Regions from separate parts of the Homo sapiens genome. Here region 2 is linked to region 1. Evidence: read pairs that join two places in POLR2A ChIA-PET (ENCODE). Cell type or tissue: HepG2. All regions are shown on one strand.

What was found. Peaks named below come from ENCODE experiments on the same cell type or tissue, not always from the same donor. Only the 100,000 strongest peaks of a DNase experiment are listed, where the experiment ranks them.
Region 2: POLR2A ChIA-PET joins it to region 1 with 12 read pairs; 3 of 35 experiments call an interaction of 5 or more read pairs at or near these places.

What each region holds. Positions count from the first base shown.
Region 1 is chr16:57,371,921-57,374,420 of GRCh38, forward strand. CX3CL1 (C-X3-C motif chemokine ligand 1) reads left to right here and starts at 570. Exons shown (of 3, transcript NM_002996.6): 1 at 570-718. The coding sequence starts at 649. In HepG2, a CTCF peak has its summit at 570; DNase peaks (open chromatin) are centred at 481, 1,151 and 1,771; H3K4me3 peaks cover 2,500 bases.
Region 2 is chr16:57,470,709-57,473,208 of GRCh38, forward strand. It overlaps POLR2C (RNA polymerase II subunit C), which reads left to right. Exons shown (of 9, transcript NM_032940.3): 9 at 267-1,301. The coding sequence ends at 411. DOK4 (docking protein 4) reads right to left here. Exons shown (of 9, transcript NM_018110.5): 9 at 1,214-2,500. Among named protein-coding and RNA genes, the nearest start is that of POLR2C, 9.3 kb to the left of the region's middle. RefSeq lists an enhancer at 2,282-2,500. In HepG2, no CTCF peak of the experiment used is centred here; a DNase peak (open chromatin) is centred at 1,383.

The sequences.
Region 1 (2,500 bases):
ACTCAATCCTTCTTTCAGCAGACCCTGCACCAAGCCCCTGCTGACTTCAGGCTCCCTGCTGGGCTCTGGAGATGCATAGATCAACAAGGTCCCCCAGGAGCTTGGGATTCTAAGAGGGGAAATTTAGGGGTCCATCCTGATGTGGGCGAGGCATTCTCTGGATCAAAGAAGAGCTTGTCAGACCCAGGATGGAGGGGCCCTGAGTCTCTCCCGGCCCCTTGGCGCCCCGCTCTCTATTCCACGGCCTGCTGGCCTTTTGTGTGTTGCCCACTTAGGATCAAGGGCCCCAGGCCAGATCCTAGGGCATGTTCCCAGCTTGTGGCAGGAGAGGAGGCCTTTGTACCCAGGCAGGCCCAGTCCAGCCTCCCGGGGAAGGTCCCAGTATGACAAGCCTAGGATGGTGAGAAGCCCAGGGACACAAAGCCGGCTTGGTTCCTTGGCAACATCCTGAGGAATCCAGCGGCTGCACACTGGCTCCCTTCCTCTCCCCTCCCACCCTCCTGCCTGCGGGGGCTGGAGGCGGAGGCAGCCAACCCCATTATAAAAAGCCACAGATCTCTGGCGGCGGCAAGGGGACAGCACTGAGCTCTGCCGCCTGGCTCTAGCCGCCTGCCTGGCCCCCGCCGGGACTCTTGCCCACCCTCAGCCATGGCTCCGATATCTCTGTCGTGGCTGCTCCGCTTGGCCACCTTCTGCCATCTGACTGTCCTGCTGGCTGGTAAGTGGGGCTTGACTTGGGCACAAACAGGGTAGGGAGCCCCCAGCCCCTTGTCTATCCCTCAAGCCTGACATCAGGGGCCCCAGACCCTGCCTGGGTAAAGCTCAAGGCCGGTGGCAGCCGCTTCCCCAGGGATGTGCGAGAGGGGGCTGGGCACCTCGCTTCCCCCAGATGCAGCGCTGGACAGATTTCCAGTTGCCAGCGACCGCCCTGCCTGGCCCAGCGAGCAAAGTGGCTGTGCCTGGAAGCACAGAGAGGTGGTGTGGGTGGCATAAGGGAGCCAGGTGTGGGTGTGCCAGGAGGGCGGGGGTGGAGAGAGCCTGCAGAAGCTCCTGCTGGGCACTGGGGTGGGAGGCCCTGGCTGACAGTGGCTGGCTCTTTCCATCAAGCGTTAATGTGTAACCCGCAGCCCTGGCCCTGGGCCAGGCCACAGTTGGGACTTTCTCCTGTCCTGTTTTCAAAGCCCCCAGGATTAGGGGGCCCAGGACCAGTGAAGGTCAAGGTCACTGCAGCTCATGGTTGGGGCTTGCCACTGCTGTGCTAGTCTATAGCCCCAGTTGCTCTGCCTGTGTCTACCCGTCATGCTGTCTTCCTCCTCCAAGCACAGTGTAGAAAATGCTTTTGCCTCTAGTCACTTGCTTACTGAAGCCCAGGACCTGGTAGGGGTACATAATTAACCATCCTACCTGATATGGATAAGATGGAGGCCCAGAGAGGTTTAGAAACTGGCCTGACAATGCACAGCCAGCAAGTAGGGCAGGAGAAGGTAAGACACATGGGACTGAATGCAGGAGAGAGCACAGATGCACACTCACCACCTCTGTGGGCCACATCACCTCCATGAACCGCTAGCCAGCCCCCTCCTCAGGGAGTGCCCCCACCATCTGGCAGGGTGACCTTCAGAGAAGGTGGGCACACAGCAAGTCTGGGAGAATGAGAAGTAGTCCCCACTGTCCAGATATTTCCATGGAGCAAACTCACCCTGGGGCAGGGAGCAGGTGTGTGGGTGGGTGGGCACGTGAGAGTGGTGGAGGCAAATTCCTGCTGGCTTCCTGCTGTCTGGGCTGGGGCCCTGAAGCCTGAGGTGTCTGCGGACAGTGAGATCTGGAAAGCAGGGAGTCAGATGGCGGCTGCTTTGCCACAGTCCTGTTATGTGACCGTGAGCAGGGTCTTGCCTCCTCTGGTCCCAGTTGCTGCATCTTTAAATATAGCTATTACCTCTCCGGTGGATTGGGGGAGGGTGACGAGGTTCCAATGCCTATGGAGGTGTTTTGAAGAGGGCGGAGGAGGAGGATTACTTTTACTAAGCTGAGAGAGGGAAGGGTCCTAGGCTAGGATGGAAAGGGGACACTGGGGGACCCTGGGTGCTCAGACTAGCAGCCTGAGGCTTTAGAACCAGGCTTCTGCCCTCATCTTGGTCATTGGCTTTACTGGAAGATCCTGGGCATTATTGGAACCTTTCTCAGCCTCACTTTCTCCTCCTGTAAAACTAGGCATTTGACCAGGCTCACCTTGGAAGTCCTCTCCCACGCTGACATGTATGGCTCTGAGAGGCCCTCGGGAGCCCCTGTAGGACAAGGGGGTGGTTTGGAAGCCAGAGAGACCCCGAGAGGAGGCTGGGGGGTTCGTAGCTGCTGCCCTGACTAGTGTGGGGCAGCTGCGTCAGTCCCCAAATGTGGGTTTGTGGGGCTGTGTCAGGCAGGAGGCTTCTGTACTTTATATAACAAACCTGCAGCTACGAGTCAGTGCAGAGCATTGCCCCCCCACTCCAAGAGCTGACGC
Region 2 (2,500 bases), 99 kb after region 1:
TCTCCTCAGGGGGCATGCATACATACAGAACTTTAGGATTTTCACAGGTACCTTATGAGGTAGTTGTAGCCTCCTTGAGGTTGTGCAAAGTGTGTTGAAACTACCCTATGTAAGAGGTTTTACATGAAAGGAAGTTAGCCCTGGCCCAAGGTCAAGTTCCATGTGGGAACAGAGCCAAGACCCGGAAGGAGGAAGGGTTGTCCATGGCCAGAGCTCGGGTCGGCCAGCCTGCCTCGCAGTGCACTCACTGGACTCTTGCCTCCTAGGTTTTACTACAATGTGGAGTCCTGTGGCTCTCTGCGTCCTGAAACCATTGTCCTGTCAGCCCTCTCAGGATTGAAGAAGAAACTGAGTGATTTACAAACTCAATTAAGCCACGAGATCCAGAGTGATGTGCTAACCATAAATTAACTGCAGCTTGCCTGCTTCAGCAAAAACGGAGATTCAGGCCAGCAGCTGGATATGGGGGTCTCTCTTCAGACTCTTCTCGTTTCTGAGAATCTAGTCTACTGTTGGTTGAGCTTCTTGGCAGGACATCAGTACCAACTAGAAGTGGGTCATAGATAGATTACCAGGGATGCAGTGGTGTTTAGGCAGGATAGGTCTTTACTGGCCCTGACTGCTGTTAATAATTGGCAGCAGTGCTCCCCAGATCCCAGAAGGTCCCTGCTGGAGTGTTTCCAGTGCACCTGTAGGGAACCAACTAGACTTCTCTCCTGGTTAGTCCAGCTCTTTACTCTAAACCCTTTCTGTCCAAAATGAGTCATTTTCAGTTGTACCTTAGATGTCTGGTGTTGAGGATCAAGTGCCATAGCCTTTATTCAGGGGGCCTATAAACCCTTCCAGTTCTTGCCCCAGGGCTGGCCTGCTAGCGCTTCAAATTCCCAGGTGTCCCTAATTTGAGAAGTAACCTTTTGGAATAGCATTAGACCCTGGCTGTCCCCTCCCCACCAAATAAACATGATATTTCATTCTCTGTCCAGCAGTCATGAACCCCTTCACCTCCAATGACCTGATCATTTAGTTTGGTGGGGGTGGGGGTGGGGGTGGGGGTGGAAGCAGCCGCAGGAGCAAGGGCCCCTCCCACATACACAGGAGGAGTATTTCATTTCTCCTTAATGAAGGCTCTGGCCCTAACCCCTCAGCACTGTCTCCAGATAGGAACATGCACAAAGCAGTTAATTAGGCAGCCTGGAGAAAACCAGAGATCCAGTACAGAAAGGAAAGGATATTTATTGATTAACAGAAGTTGTCTTTTTAAAAGTGTTTATTTTTGGCAATAAAGAGCACAACATAATCTCCTTCATGCGTCATCGTGCCACTTAGCTGAGCCAGCCAGCTCTGCCTCCCTCCCCAAAGACCTTTGGACCCCAGTTCCCCTCTACAGGCTAGCTCATCCCTCTGGGTGGTCATTCCCCGGGTCACGTTGAGAGCGAGGCTGACTGCACCACCTCCCTAGCTCAAGGGCTCCTTTGGGAGGGGCCGCGTGCTTTATCATCCTCCTGCCACAACTCAAATAGTGGTTATTTACAAGAAGGTCTGTTCCCACAAATCAGGACCCTAAAGTATTAAAAAACAAAACCCAAAAAACAACAAAAAACCCCACACAACCAAAAGTTTGACGTGAATAGAAAGATAGCCCTTCTGCATGGTAGTCAACAAATACCAGCACTAGAAAATCAATTGCTTTAATTGCATTGCAGCAGGGAGCCTCAGCACCATGTGGGGAGGAGGAAATGGGAAGGTCTTGGTTTCAGAGTGCTTTTGGCTGGCCAGAGGGTGGCCAAACAGGGCAAGGGGGCTCCCTCTGCTTGGGCATTGTCCACCCCTGGTCAGTGAGAGGGGGGCAGCAGGGGTGCTCCCCACGGCAGTCCTGCTGCGGCCTTCCCTCCTGGCCTATTCCTGGGGCAGGAACAAGCTCCAGCCTTCCTCCACATGGCTGAGGTAATCAGCACCCCTACCCCAGGGGCATCTTCCCAGCCTACAAAGCAGGAAGGAGCCTGTGCAGAAGTTACATTTTAAAACCAGATTTTCACCTGAGGCGTCAACCAGATGTCACCTCTGCTTAAAACTCCAACTGCAAGGCTGGCAAGCAGCACAGAGGAAGTGCAGATCCTTCCTGTGTCACTCCAGGCCCAGAGGAACTGAGAAGCCACCTGCTGTTCCGGCCCTTGGGCTGTCTGGGAAAAGCCAGCAGTCAGAGTGCCAGCCTCAAGCTCTGATTATCCCCCTCCTGTGGCCCTGGTAGTTCAAGCAGGTCCTGGCAGCAGGAGGGCTGTGCCATGGAGGATGGACACGACTGCACTCATACTCAAAAACAGCCTTGACCGTGGCCTGGTCATGGGATTAAAAAATTTGTGTGTATTGGTGGGGAAGGATGGGGTGAGGGTGAGGGGATCTCATTGATACAGAGTATGTCATAAGCCATATATATTAAAATCATTAACAGTATATAGTCCCACGGTAGCTCCAACCCCTCACACATGCTCAGGTGGTGTGG